Linked DNA regions of Homo sapiens: all the other regions are linked to region 1. Evidence: chromatin loops called from intact Hi-C (ENCODE). Cell type or tissue: OCI-LY7. All regions are shown on one strand. Each heading gives the region's core, and the rest is flanking DNA. Links, peaks and the distances in the headings are about the cores only. Region 1 overlaps SRP14-DT (SRP14 divergent transcript). Region 2 overlaps BUB1B (BUB1 mitotic checkpoint serine/threonine kinase B). Region 3 overlaps BUB1B (BUB1 mitotic checkpoint serine/threonine kinase B).

Region 1 (8,162 bases), core at 2,370-4,869:
GTGTGCGAAGATGACTCCCCAATTTTTAATTATAGCTTTTACCTCTGTATTGAGCTCCAAACTTGCATATTCAGCTGTCCACTTGGTAGTTCCACCTGGATGTGTAATGAGCATCTCAGATATTACGTGACCAAATCAAAACTTTTTACTTCCCACATCTTTGCTATTTATTAAATGGCACCACCGTCTGACCAGTTACTCAAATAAAAACAACCATGAATCATCCCAGATTCCTTTTTCTTTTTGAGGCAGGGTCTCACTCTGTCACCCAGGCTAGAGTGCAGTGGTGCAATCTCGGCTCACTGCAGCGTCCACCTCTCAGGCTCAAGCTATCCTCCAGCCTCAGCCTCCTAAGTACTTGGGTCTATAGGCATGAGCCGCTGCCACCAGCTGTTCTTTTTCTTTTAATTTTCACATCTACACCTGCATGAGTCCTGTTAGCTATCTTGAAAGTTTAATCTGATTGCAATCACACTAGCATCTGGACTTCTGCAAAAATCTCGGTGGCAGGCTGGATGATCCCCCAGAGATGTCTATGTCCTAGTACATGGAATGCGTGCATTGCACTGGATCCAGTGCAATTCAACTACTGATGGAATATTCTTTGGGCTTTGTTTTTCTGTGGGAAATGACCAAGAGCACCTATTCAGAAGTCAAAGTGATCGGGGTTCAGATCCTACGTCTGCTACTTATTGATTATGTGGCCTCAGGCAACCTCTCAAGGCCTAAGTCTCTTCACTAGCAAAGTAACAAAATAATGCTTACTTCATTGAGATTATGAAGATTGTATAAAATACTATATGTAAGAGCCTTAGGCTTGCTCTAATATGGTAAATATAGATGTTTAAATTAATTTTAAAATTTTAATTCCTCAATCACACTAGCCACATTTCAAGGATTCAGTAGCAATATGTGGCTTGGATAGTACAGATGTAGAGCATTTCCATCATCACAAATTCTACTGGACAGCGCTATCATTGATAACATTGGGCCTAGCACATAGTAAATGCCCAATAAACAGTATAGTATCAAATAGTGTTATTACTTATAGACCACACACCTTCCATCATTTCAACATCACCATCCTGATTTCTGCCATTATCTTAATACCACCTGTACTGTTAGTTAATATTTTTCTTTAAATTGACTCACTTTCTACTTGTGTATTTAATATCATGATCATAAGTGGAAAACCAGTATCATTTGCCATAAATAAAAGGGATCATAAAAGGAAGTACTATGAAGTAAAATAATGTTGCTAAATTTAAATTTTTGAGATTAAAAAAATTAAAACAGTAAAAGCAATGATAAAGTTCATTGATTTATAAGACTATATCTGAAAATAAATTCATCAGTGAGAAAAATGGTATTGTATGTGATCAATCAGGAATAAAGGTAGCTCAGGGGTACAATGAAATTGAGAGTTTATGTCAATATAACATGGTTAAATTTTGATGTTTTCCAGCACCCCAAATCCTAACTTGCAATTATGTGTGATTAGGGTAACATATCATTCATCAAATTGTAATTTAAATGCATAATAGAGATTAATGGCTTTTGGCCTTGGAGCAGAGCAGTATGTATGTGAGGCATGGCGCTGGGTCACTGTCTCTAAGTCATGCAGGCCACACACCTTCCTGCTCCCTCTCAGTTTTTCCTCTCCCTTTCACAGTTCTAGGAGAACCATGACATGAAAATGGTTCCCAAATCCTTTCCCACATCATGGGGGCTTCATCAAAGGCCTAGGCAGCACCAAGAGCAAAACGAAGGCCCTGGGCACAAAACACCGTACCAGCTTTGGCCACTTCCCCATGGGAAGACGGGCAGAGAAAAGTACCCCTGCTCCTCAGGGCCTAGCCGACCTAAGGGACCTGAATAAGTATGCTTGTTTGTACAACCTGAGATTGTCTCTCCCAAAATGCAGGGGTAATGTGTTTTTTCCTCAGACAGAGCACACTTTAATTTATTAGGTGTTTAATTAGAGTTGGTTTTGAATTAGGGTCAGGAATTTGGTTAGGGTTTGAATTAGGGTCAAGGATCTTGTTCAGGTTAGGGTTGATTAATTTGCAGCTGCAGTTACTCTAATGCAATTACACTTTGCAGTGCCTGGAAAGTATAATGCTTAAAAACACAGTCGCTAGTTCCTGGATGGGGTTCCTAGCTGGGGTAGTCAAGGCTGCAATAAGCCATGATTGTGCCACTGCACTCCAGTCAGGGAAACAGTGAGATGCTGTCTCAAAAAAATTTTGTATTATGTTTAACCTATTATTAATAAGGAAACCAGATGTATGTTACAATCCATTCAAAGGGGAATCCAGTAAACATCAGGAATTCTGGAATGAATTTGTAAATGGAAGTAAAATTGGATTTTGCACAGGAGGGACCCAGGGTTGTCCCTTCACTGAACAGAAGCATTTGTACATCCATAGACAAGAATCCTCTGCATTGCCATTGAGTCTCTACAACCTACAGAGTTGTAAAATAGCGCAAAGGAAATAAAAGGCTAGAAATCAGCTAATCCAGAAGGCTGTGTTCTAATCAATGTATAATTTTTCATTGGAAACATCCACTATTTTTTATTTTGTTTTGTTTTTTGTTATTGTTGTTTTTGAGTTTATCTTTTTCTTTAATGTATTTGTTTCCACTAATCTTTTTTGCATATTCCAAAATTGCTTAAGTCTCTCTGTGCCTCAGTGTCCTCATCTGTAAAATGGGGAAGTCATAAAAGTGCCTACCTCATGTCAAGGGGAGGAGTAAATGAGCTAAGGGATGCATTATTACACTGCAGTCCCTTAGTTGGGAGTGGGCTGTTCTACGTCCTCCTCGTCAAGGTGGATTCATTCTACAGGAGCAGATTGCAACAAGACACTGTGCACCTTACGGAGGACTGGCCTCTGGGCTAGTTTAACTTTTCAGTTTCAGTCTGAGGGGAACTATACCTTGGGCTCTGAGCTGCCTCACCGTAGCTCCAGTGTGCTGATTTAAGGGTCAGTTCTGGATGAAGGAAGGAGGGTATCATCTAAACACATCGAGGAATGGCACTGGGCAGGTCTGGCTTTGGGATGACAAATTTTAGAACCTAAGGCTGGGAGACCTCCCACGTCAGCGGGAGGTGGTTAGCTCTGGTGGAGCCATCCTAGAGAAGGCCAGAGGAGTGGCCGGAGGGAGATGAGAGTGTGTCCTAGAAGCCTGGGTGCCCGGAGAGAGTAAACACCCTGAAGCCACACGTCAACACACTCCCTGGACTGAATCCACTCCAACACTGGCAGTTCCCAATTCCTTTATTCTTTTCTGCAGTCAGTTGGTCAACAAGTGTTCATTGTATCTGCTCAGCCAACTCAGGGCTCCAGGAACTCTCTCCATCCCCACCCCAGGATGAAGTCCTGGATTTAAATCCCAAGCCCCAGTGTCCTAGAGAGACAGCACAGGTGCCCTGGACTGTGAGTCAGAGACCCCAGGCTCACCCTGCTCCCCAACTTGCTGTGAGGCCCTGCACGAGGTACTTGCTTGCGCCCTATCCTCCACAGGGAACCTGCCTCAGAGGGTTGTTGTCGGCTTTCAAGGACATAATCCACGTAAAGGGCTCATAGTAAACACCCAGTTGATGTATTTTTTAAAGTATTTTCACTGTTATGTTCAGGACTTAGGCTAGATTGCTAATGTCACTTCTACTTCCAAAATTCTTAGAACTGCTGCTTTTCTCCCCCCAGCCCCTTCTGGGGGCCCTAGGGAAGTTTCCGGAGCCCACAAGTGTCAGTGATTAACACTGGCCTTCCCCTCGCTCGCAGCAACGCCACCACGCCCTCCCTCCACGCGCCATCGCAGAGATGAGGAGTGGCCTCGACCTGCCTGTGACTCGTCTTGGGCCAGTAGGGGACGCCCTGGCCTCACCAGACGAGCGCAGCCATGGGCGACCGCCTCAGCCACTCCCAGATCTTGCCCTGTCGTTTACCTTAGATCAACCCTAAGAATATCCAAGATCGTGGTCATTATTTTTCAAAATTACTTCTGTGGAGGCTAGAACTTTCCGTGTTACAGAAAGATTATCATTCATCCATTCACTGAACAAGGCTAAACAAGCAGTGTTTGGCACTGTTCTAGGTGCAAGAAGCTGACTGACTTCTCCACTAGAGAAGAGACTATTTTTTTCTCAGATAATAGCTTGCTTATATTTATTGAGAAGTTACTAAGTGCCAGGTTCATTTCTAGGTGCTTACATGTATCCACTTTTGAGCCCCCAATAGTCCTGTGAGGTGAGCGTTGTTCTAGCTGAGGAGCCTGCCACCTCTGTGCGAAGAAGCACTTGCAAATGAGTGTAGCCTGCGGGCAGCTCAGGAGTGCTGAGCTTTCAGCTGTCTTTCAGCTGTCCAAAGAGGTGACAAGAAGGGAGGGAAGGCAGAAAAGAGACCAGCTCTAGGCAGAGTGGAACAAACTGGGACTCTCTCTCCACTCCTCATCTTTCCCTCCCTCTGGGTGTGGGTTCCTATCCCAAGCCCCTGTCCCCCTCCCACTCCCATGCAGAATCCTGTCTCCTTAATCCTGTCTTTGGATTCCAGGTCCAACTTGGCATTTCTTGGCTGTATCTCTGAAGGAAAGTCATCTTAATCTCTATGAGCCTCCATTTCCTCAGCTGTAAAATGGGAAGATCTTCCTCACACTGCTGTGGTGAGTTCAGTGTGACAATGTGAATATAAAAGCTTATACGTGAGAAAGCATGGCAGAAAAGCTAGGTTTCATTGTTCTTTTCCTCTCCTTCTCAAGCAGTACCCTGAGTAGAAATATTCGGTCGTGCAAAACACCCCTCCCTCCCTCCCCATCAAAATCCCAGTCTCTCACTAAGCTCAGCTAGCTGTGTGGAGGCAACCCATCTGGTAGCTAAATCACACGAACATGTTCAGGACAAATGGTTAGTATGTCACACGCCCTCCATTTGTGGAGGAAACTTAGGTGATGTTAAACAAAGAACAGACTCTAATGGTGGGATTTCTGGTATAGGGGCTTTGGGGAGATACAAAGGAATTGCCAGTACCCTCTAGGCTACACTCCATGGGCAGCCCCTGGCCCCACATGCCTGGAAGGCCATCCTTGTACAGAATCAGGTGGTGGCACTCAAGAAATGTGTGTGAACTTTAAGAGGTTCTCCCCTTCTCATCTAGGATTTCCTTCCTTGCTGAACCTCAAGAAGGGGGCCAGCATACCCCATATTGTAAGAGGGGAAACTGAGGCCAGGAAAGGCAAGCATAGTTATTGCAAGCGTAGTTATTCCCAGCCAGGCTGGAAGTCTGGGGCATGAGCACCTATTCCTGCCCTCCTCCTCCCCACACTTTCATGGGTTTAGTGGGTGGGGGAGGGGCTCCCTTATTCAGGATGATTAGGGGTCCCCAATTTAAAGTTTCCTGTCTGAAAGTCAAGGACAGGAAATTATATAGCCAGAGTTCTGCACAAATTACCCAACAGGTGTCTCGACTCCCCAAAGCGACAGATGCTGTTCATCTCTTGGCCTCTGTGTCATCATTCATCCTTGATTGTTCGGGGAAGCCCACTCCACCTCTGTGACAGACCCACAGATGCAGATTTACACAGGGAATCCTAGACAGACACAATGAAGAAACTCCCATCTGATCAGAGCCAAGTCCCAGTAATAACATCAATGAATCATTGACTTCAGTGAGTCACAATATTGAGCTGGAAGAGGCCTCCAAGACCTTTTTAGTCCAACCCTTTACCTGCTAGTTATTCACAAGTGAATAGAAACTGAGTGAGGTCCAAAGAGGGAAAATGACTTGACCAAGATCACAAAGCTTGGTAATGCCAAAGGTGAGACTGGAAGCCCCGAGCCCTGAGCCCCAGGCCCATGCACTTTCCACACACCCCTCTGCCTGCCACAAACTAGCTGGCACAGAGAGCAGGAGGGAGGGCATAGGCCCCTCATGACTTAGCCAAGGGCAGCTCAGTGTCTCCATGCAGGTGGACTCCGTGTGTCAGCTTCAGCCCTCCCTTGGGAAGGGAAGGGCCTGGGGCCGTCCTCACACCCCAGGCGCCAGGCCACGGAGCTATAGGAGGCAGCTTCCTGCTTGGCCCTTATCCAAGGCCATTTCACAATGGGGGGAAAAGCGCTGAGCTGAGAGTCCCGGGTTGCTGCTCACTCCACCCCCACTCCAGCCCCTTTCAGACCCCCCAGGGACAACGAGCCAGGCCCGGCCTGAGGCTTGGGGTGAAGAGAGCTGCAAGAATGGAGACAGGCTGAACAGCCCCTTTTGGGAGTGTTCTATGAGCTGTGTCCCTGGAACTGGACGAGGGCACCACCTTGCATATTACCAGCACTATCCCCCTTCCCTTGCCGTCCACCTGCAAGCATTCAGGCTGGGGAAGTCCCTTCTGGGACAGGAGTGGTCGCTTCCAGTCAGCCCCATAGCACTCTCATGATTAGTCAGAGGGGAACCTGGAGGCAAGAAGGCCCACAAGCTGGGAGACGGCAAGGCCTGGGTCACTTCCTGCAGTGAGGCAACGTGACTACCAGGCAGAGGAGCCCAAATGTCTCCTCCCAAGATGCTACAGGGTCTGGGGTGAACTGTGGCTCAGCTGACTGAAATTCAGGCAGGAACCAAGACAGAGACACTGAGACGGGACATTCAGCCAGGATTTATTATGCCCTTACACACAGGGTCGGCTCTGAGCTCAGCTCTGTAAGGGATCTCGTTTGAAGTAGGAGGCAGTGGTTAAGGACCCAAATCATCCTGTCTTCAAGTCTTGAAGAGGAGACAAAACAAACCTAGGTGAAATGTCAAACCACAAGACAAGGCAGTGTGAAATGAGGGCCCACACTCTCATGCTGGACAGTCCAGTATGGCCAGTGAAGCGGGGGTGGGGAGGGAGTCACTGCAGACAAAGCTTCGGGGAAGAGATGGAACCGAGAATGATGGGGAGAACTTGACTCTGCAGACAGGATGGGAAAGATCTTTCAGACAGGGAAAGGAAGACAAGGCAGAAATCAACCTGCATACGTGAGGACAGGACCCTGTTTGCACCAGGGGTGGTCAGCCACGAGGCTGGAAATGTGCCTGGCCACAGGGCACTTCCTCACTCTGAGCTCTTGCTACTTGAACACAGCCTTCCTTGGTATCCGTGGGAAGTTGCTGGCCTACTGAGGCAGGATACCACACGGAGAACTAGGCAGGGGCGTGGAGGTGTCAAGGAACTCAGCCCCTTGGTGGAGGAGCCCTCTGACAACAGGAAGCAGCTGCAACGGGCTCCAGGGCTGTACTGGTATCTGCAACTCTCCCCCTACCCTGGCTGCACCCTGCAGAACAAACTGTTCTTCAAGAAGTTCTGGGGACAGAGGGCCCACACCTGCTCCCAGGTCGGGGTGGATAAACCCCCATCAGCCAGGCTGGGAGCCCAGCAGAGACATCACACAGCTCAGCAGCCCTCCTCACCCCCTGGCCCCCTGCCTCCTCCTACCCCAGACCAGGTTGCAGTTGACTAGGGCAATATAACACAAAACAAGAGCTTTATATTATTATTATTATTATTATTATTTTATAGAGACTGGGGTCTCACCATGTTGCCCAGGCTGGTCTCAAACTCCTGGTCTCAAGTGACCCTCCTGTCTCAGCCTCCCAAAGTGCTGAGATTACAGACATGAGCCATGTTACCCAGCCAAGAGCTTTGGAGAGGGAAATGAGAACTGAATCTTCATAAATACCTCATCCTGGAACTTCCAACAATGTCTCCAAAAATAGTACCTAAACTCCAGGCCTCAAACTCTAAATTGAGTGGGGATGTGAAGTGGTTGTGGCCTTACAGAAACAGCACTGGAGTGGCAGCCGAAGTGCTGAGTTCTAATCTGAATTCTGCCACTCATTGGCGTGGGACCTTGGACAAGTCACTTTTTGCCGGACTTGAGTTTCTTCCTCTGTAACTTGGGGAGTTGGGATTGAGCTGTAAAGTCCCTTCCAGTTTTAAATGTGAGACTCCAATGCTGTCAGGTAACTTTGGGATTGCTGTAATGACTGTTTGGGGGCTAGTATAGCTGGGAAAGAAATTAGGATGAGAATCCAATTGAGGGCAAGATAAAATGGAATTGTATTCTATTCAGAACTTGAAATAGGATGGGATTTTGTTTTCCCCAGATCCTCACCATAAAGAGATTTGGGAGAAAA
Region 2 (2,500 bases), core at 1-2,500, 120 kb after region 1:
GAGCCAGGAATGCAGGATGGCGGCGGTGAAGAAGGAAGGGGGTGCTCTGAGGTAGGTACGGGAGAAAGCTGCTGGGGGCTGGGCCTGAGAGGACACGGCCTGGTAGGTAATAGAAGGCTCCGCTCGGAGCAGTCGAGGGGGAGATCGGCACCGTCAGAACAGACCCCACCGGAGCCTCCTTCCTTTTGGAGTAGAATGCCGGAGGTGGAGGTGAAAACGCAGTGGACTGAGGGCACGTGCGAATCCTGCCGCATCCAGCTTCAAAGCGAAGAAGGCTGCGGGACCCCAGCGGAACAAAGAGTTTGGAAGTTGCAATGTTGTCTGTTTGTAACTCAGCTCAGCCACCTGCTAGTTGTTTGACCTTGGGCAAATCGTTTGTATGGAAAATGCTGATGTTAATGCTGCCTTACGTGGTTCTGGGGGAATTCAAAGTATTTGTTAAGTAACTGCTTCCAAATAAGCGCTCAACAAATGGCAGGTGCTATGCCAATAGCACAGAGATCTGAAAGCCTTTAGCCAATATCATAGAGATCTAAATTATGCCAATAACATAGAGATCTAAAAGCCTTTTTCTGCATGTTTGCGGCTTTTCCTTGTATTAAAAAAACTATATTGCAGTTCTAGGTTGGAAATCTGTATGTGTTTTCACTGTGGTGCCCGCAATACCTAGATAAGTGCTATGTCATGGGCTCTTTCATTCATGTAACAAGTATTTTTTTGGCTAAGCTCTGAGTGCAGCAAATATACAGACACAAAAATCTCAACCCTCATGAAGCTTAAGTTCTGGCATGGGATGAAGGTGGGGGAGTCAGACAATAAAGACAAACTGTTAGGTGGAGATGTGGTCAGTACTAAAAAAAATAATAAAGCAACTGGGTGTAGTGAATATTGGGGGTGGGGATTGGTGCAATTTAACTTGAACACTGGAGTCTCACTGAGGAGATGTCACTTTGGTCAAGACTTGAAGGAATCTCAAAAGCTAGAGGTTCTATATCTGAGGAGAGTACAAAGGCTGAGGGTGAGAGCTAGGGGAGGAAGTTGCACCTGGCATGTCCAAGGCCATTGTCACTGGAGCAGAATTAACTAGAAGAGTAAAAGGATATTATGTAAAAATGGTGAAGATGCAGATTGTAAGGACTTAGCTTTTACTCTAGTTGTAATCAAAAGTCATTGGAAGGTTTTGAGCAAAGGAAAGACATAATCTGACTTGGGTTTAAATGGGGTCACTTTGGCTGTAGTGTTGAATACACTAAAGGCAGCAAAGGATGGAAGCAAGGGACACCAGTTAAGAGGTTATTGAAATAATTCAGCTCAAAAGTGAGTTGAGCCAGGTGGAAAACAGTGGAGATGATGATAAGTGGTTGATTTCTGTATATATTTTGAAGGTAGAACCAGTAGGACTTGCTGACTGACTGAGGGGTATGAGAAGGGCATCAAAGTTGGCACTAAGATTTTTGGCTTGGGTAACTGAAGAATGGGATTGCCATTTATTTGAGAAAGAGGAAGACTGTGGGAGGAGCAGGTCTGGGAGGAAGTGGGGGCAGTCTTAGCTCAATTTGGGATATTTAACTGAGATAGTGTAATTCACTATTTTTAAGAGCAAGAGAAGAAAGTTCAGATGAATTCAACAAACAGGGCATAATAGTGTTATATCTCGTATTAGATCATGGGCATACAAAAATAAATGGCATAGCCCTTACCTTTACAGAGTTCACACAATATAGAGCAGGTCCTGGTATAACATCGTTTCGTTATAATGTTGATGAGAAAAAAAATCAATTCATTGCGGGGCTGCTGTGTATGTGGAGTTTTCATGTTTTCCGCATGTCTGCATGGGTTTCCTTAGGTACTCCAGTTTCCTTCTACATCCCAAAGATGTGCCTGTTAATTGGCGTGTCTAAATGATCCCAGTCTGAATGGGTGTGAATGTGATGCTCCCTGTGATGGAGTGGTGTCCTGTCCAGGGTTGGTTCCTCTCTGAGTTGCTGAGATGGGCTCTGGCCACCCTCAACCCCGAACTAGAATAAGTGAGTTGGAAAATGAATGAAGGAATGAATACAAATTACTGTAAAATAAAAATCTGTAAAGGCTGGGAGCGGTGGCTCACACCTGTAATCCCAGCACTTCGGGAGGCTGAGGCAACAGGATTGCTTAAGCTCAGCGGTTCAAGACCAGCCTGGGCAACATAGTAAGGCCTGTCTCTATTTAAAAAGTTTATATAAAGTGTGTATGATAATCATATAAATGCATGACAATAAACAATGCCTTATGAAAGTGCCCAGCATGCCCACTATAGTGTTACTATTTGTTTTTTGAACTTTGTGGTGGTAGGAGGTACTTCTTGAAATTTTCACTCTCAAACATTTATTCCTTGAGTTAACCCACCAACACTATGACTGCAGTCATTCACTGATTCGCCAAAAATTGGGTAAATGATTATTTTTTGTTTTCATTAAATGTTCTTAAGTGTACGGATAGCTCACATTTATTTCAATATTTA
Region 3 (2,500 bases), core at 1-2,500, 130 kb after region 1:
TGATTCTCCTGCCCCAGCCTCCTGGGTAGCTAGGACTACAGGCGCCTTCCACCATGCCCAGCTAAAGTTTTAAATTTTGTTGTAGAGACAGGGTCTTGTTATGTTGCCCAGGCTTGTCTCAAACTCCTAACCTCAAGCGATCCTCCTACTCCTACCTCGGCCTCACAAAGTGCTGTAATTACAGGCAGAAGCGACTGCACCTGGCTTATTACTCCTTCTTGAAGCCTTTACTCTCCAACTCTTCTTACAAATCGCTCAGTTTTGCCTCTTTTTTAGGTCCTCCCAGTATGGTCCTTATCACATTGTAATAATAGATTTTTTTTTCAATACAGGAATTGCATGTAGTATCTCCAGTGATTGTTTGGCAACTAATAGGCATTCAATACGTGAGTAGAAATTGGTTAACTGTTAACACTTCTGTTACAGGGGCGTTTATGCAATGAGCCTTTGGATATGTACAGTTACTTGCACAACCAAGGGATTGGTGTTTCACTTGCTCAGTTCTATATCTCATGGGCAGAAGAATATGAAGCTAGAGAAAACTTTAGGAAAGCAGATGCGATATTTCAGGAAGGGATTCAACAGAAGGCTGAACCACTAGAAAGACTACAGTCCCAGCACCGGTAAACTTTCTTTGGAGCTTGTCTTAACTCTAAAAATAATAGAAATAAATTATCTCTTTTTTGCATCTGAATAAAGTGCTTTCTGGTGGATTGGCATGTTAAGTTTACTTAGTTACTATTCAATTTTTTTAAAGATATATTTTAAAAATTTTATTTATCATAGAGTAAAATCCACTCTTTGGTATATGGTACTAGGAGTAAAAAGACTTGTGATCATCATCATTAACAAGATACAGAATAATTTCACACCCCCCAAAAGAATTCCCTTTGTAATTAGTACCTATGCTGAACCCAAACCCCTGGCAAACACTGATTTATTCTCCAGCCTGTGGTTTTGCCTTTTCCAGACTGCCATATAAATGGAATCGTATAATATATAGCCTTTTGAGTTTGGCCTGTTTGATTTAGCATAATGCATTTGAGTTGTAAAAGTTCTTTATAGATTGTAAGTATAAGCCTTTGTCAGATATGTGATTTGAAAATATTTTCTCTCAGCTTAAGCCTGGTCTGTTCATTTTCTTAACTGTCTTTTTTAGAACAGAAGTTTTTAATTTTAAAGAAGTCTAATTTACAAGTTTTTCTTGTATGGATCGTGCTTTTGATGTTGTGTCTGAGAATTTTTTGTCTAGCCAAAGATTGTTACAGAGATTTTCATCTTCAAGTTTTCATCTTCAAGTTTTATAATTTCACTTTTTACATTTAGATCCCTGATCCATTTTGAGTTAATTTTTGTAGAGGATAGAGGTTAAGGTTCTTTTTTAGCATATTAATGTTCATTTGTTCCAATGCCAATTGTTGAAAAGACTAACCTTTCTCCATTGAATTGCCTTTATACCTTGATTTTTAAAAAATCAGTTGATCATATTCATGTAGGTTTATTTCTATTATTCTATTTTTTCTACCGATGTACGTGTCTATCCATTAGTGTTTACCATGCTATCTAGATTACTATACCTTTTATAGTAAGTCTAGAAATCAGATAAAATGAGTCCTCTAACTTTATTCTTATATTTAACTCTGGTAGTTCATTTGACTTTCTATATAAGTTTTAGAATCAGCTTTCTGGGATTTTGATTAGGATTATACAGGAATATGGTATAATTCTCCATTTATTTAGGCTTTTTTTTTTTTAAGTAAACTTTGGTAGATTTTTGTCTTTCAAGGAATTGATCCATTCATCCAAGTTAATGAGTTTGTGGGCATAGAGTTGTTCATAATATTCCCTTATTATGCTTTTAATGTCTGTAGGTTATATAGTGATTCTCCCTTTCTCCTGATACTGGTAATTTATGTCTTCTCAGTCTGGCTTGGATATCAATTTTACTGATTGTTTTAGAAAACCAGCTTTTGGGTTCATTTCATTGATTTTTTTTTTTTTTCTCTTAATGATTTTCTGTTCTTAATTTTATTTCTGCACTTTATTTCTTCCCGCTTGCTTTGGATATAACTTGCTCTTCTTTTTGTAGTTTAAGGTGAAAGCCTAGATCACTGATTCTAGACCTTTCTCTTTTTCTAATATAAGCATTTAATGCTCTAAATTCCCTTCTAAGCACTGCTTTAGTTGTATCCCACAAGTTGTGATATACTGTATTTTCATTTTAATTTAGTTCAAAATATTTTCTAGCTTACCCCGTGTCTTCCTTTTGACCCATGAGTTACTTAGAAGTGTATTACTTCAGTTAGGAAGTGTTTTTGGATTTTTCAGATATCTCTGTTATTGATATCTAGTTTAATTCCATAGTGGTCAGAGAACATAAGGTATATGGTTTCAAGTCTTAAATTTGTTAAGGTTTGTTTTATCACCCAGATTATGGTTTATCTTGGTGAATGCTTCATGTACACTTGAAAAATATGTGTATTCTGTTTTTTAGAGTGTA

Evidence for each region. Peaks named below come from ENCODE experiments on the same cell type or tissue, not always from the same donor. Only the 100,000 strongest peaks of a DNase experiment are listed, where the experiment ranks them.
Region 2: it touches region 1 in a loop (5-fold over the local background); 52 of 110 quality-filtered maps call a loop at or near these places.
Region 3: a loop joins it to region 1, with 4 times the contacts of the local background. A loop is called at or near these places in 49 of 110 quality-filtered maps.

Annotation. Positions count from the first base shown.
Region 1 is chr15:40,041,405-40,049,566 of GRCh38, forward strand. It overlaps SRP14-DT (SRP14 divergent transcript), which reads left to right. Exons shown (of 3, transcript NR_040060.1): 2 at 4,557-4,665. Among named protein-coding and RNA genes, the nearest start is that of SRP14-DT, 6.2 kb to the left of the region's middle. RefSeq lists enhancers at 5,970-6,099, 6,440-6,569. In OCI-LY7, for the core only: CTCF peaks have their summits at 3,885 (motif pointing right) and 4,087; DNase peaks (open chromatin) are centred at 3,867 and 4,307; H3K4me3 peaks cover 303 bases; H3K27ac peaks cover 633 bases.
Region 2 is chr15:40,161,205-40,163,704 of GRCh38, forward strand. BUB1B (BUB1 mitotic checkpoint serine/threonine kinase B) reads left to right here. Exons shown (of 23, transcript NM_001211.6): 1 at 1-51. The coding sequence starts at 17. Among named protein-coding and RNA genes, the nearest start is that of BUB1B, 1.4 kb to the left of the region's middle. RefSeq lists enhancers at 1-98, 119-248, 256-1,020. In OCI-LY7, for the core only: no CTCF peak of the experiment used is centred there; a DNase peak (open chromatin) is centred at 1,027; H3K4me3 peaks cover 2,500 bases; H3K27ac peaks cover 1,527 bases.
Region 3 is chr15:40,176,051-40,178,550 of GRCh38, forward strand. BUB1B (BUB1 mitotic checkpoint serine/threonine kinase B) reads left to right here. Exons shown (of 23, transcript NM_001211.6): 5 at 427-623. All of the region lies in intron 2 of LOC107984763 (a long non-coding RNA gene), which reads right to left. Among named protein-coding and RNA genes, the nearest start is that of BUB1B, 16 kb to the left of the region's middle. In OCI-LY7, for the core only: no CTCF peak of the experiment used is centred there; no DNase peak of the experiment used is centred there.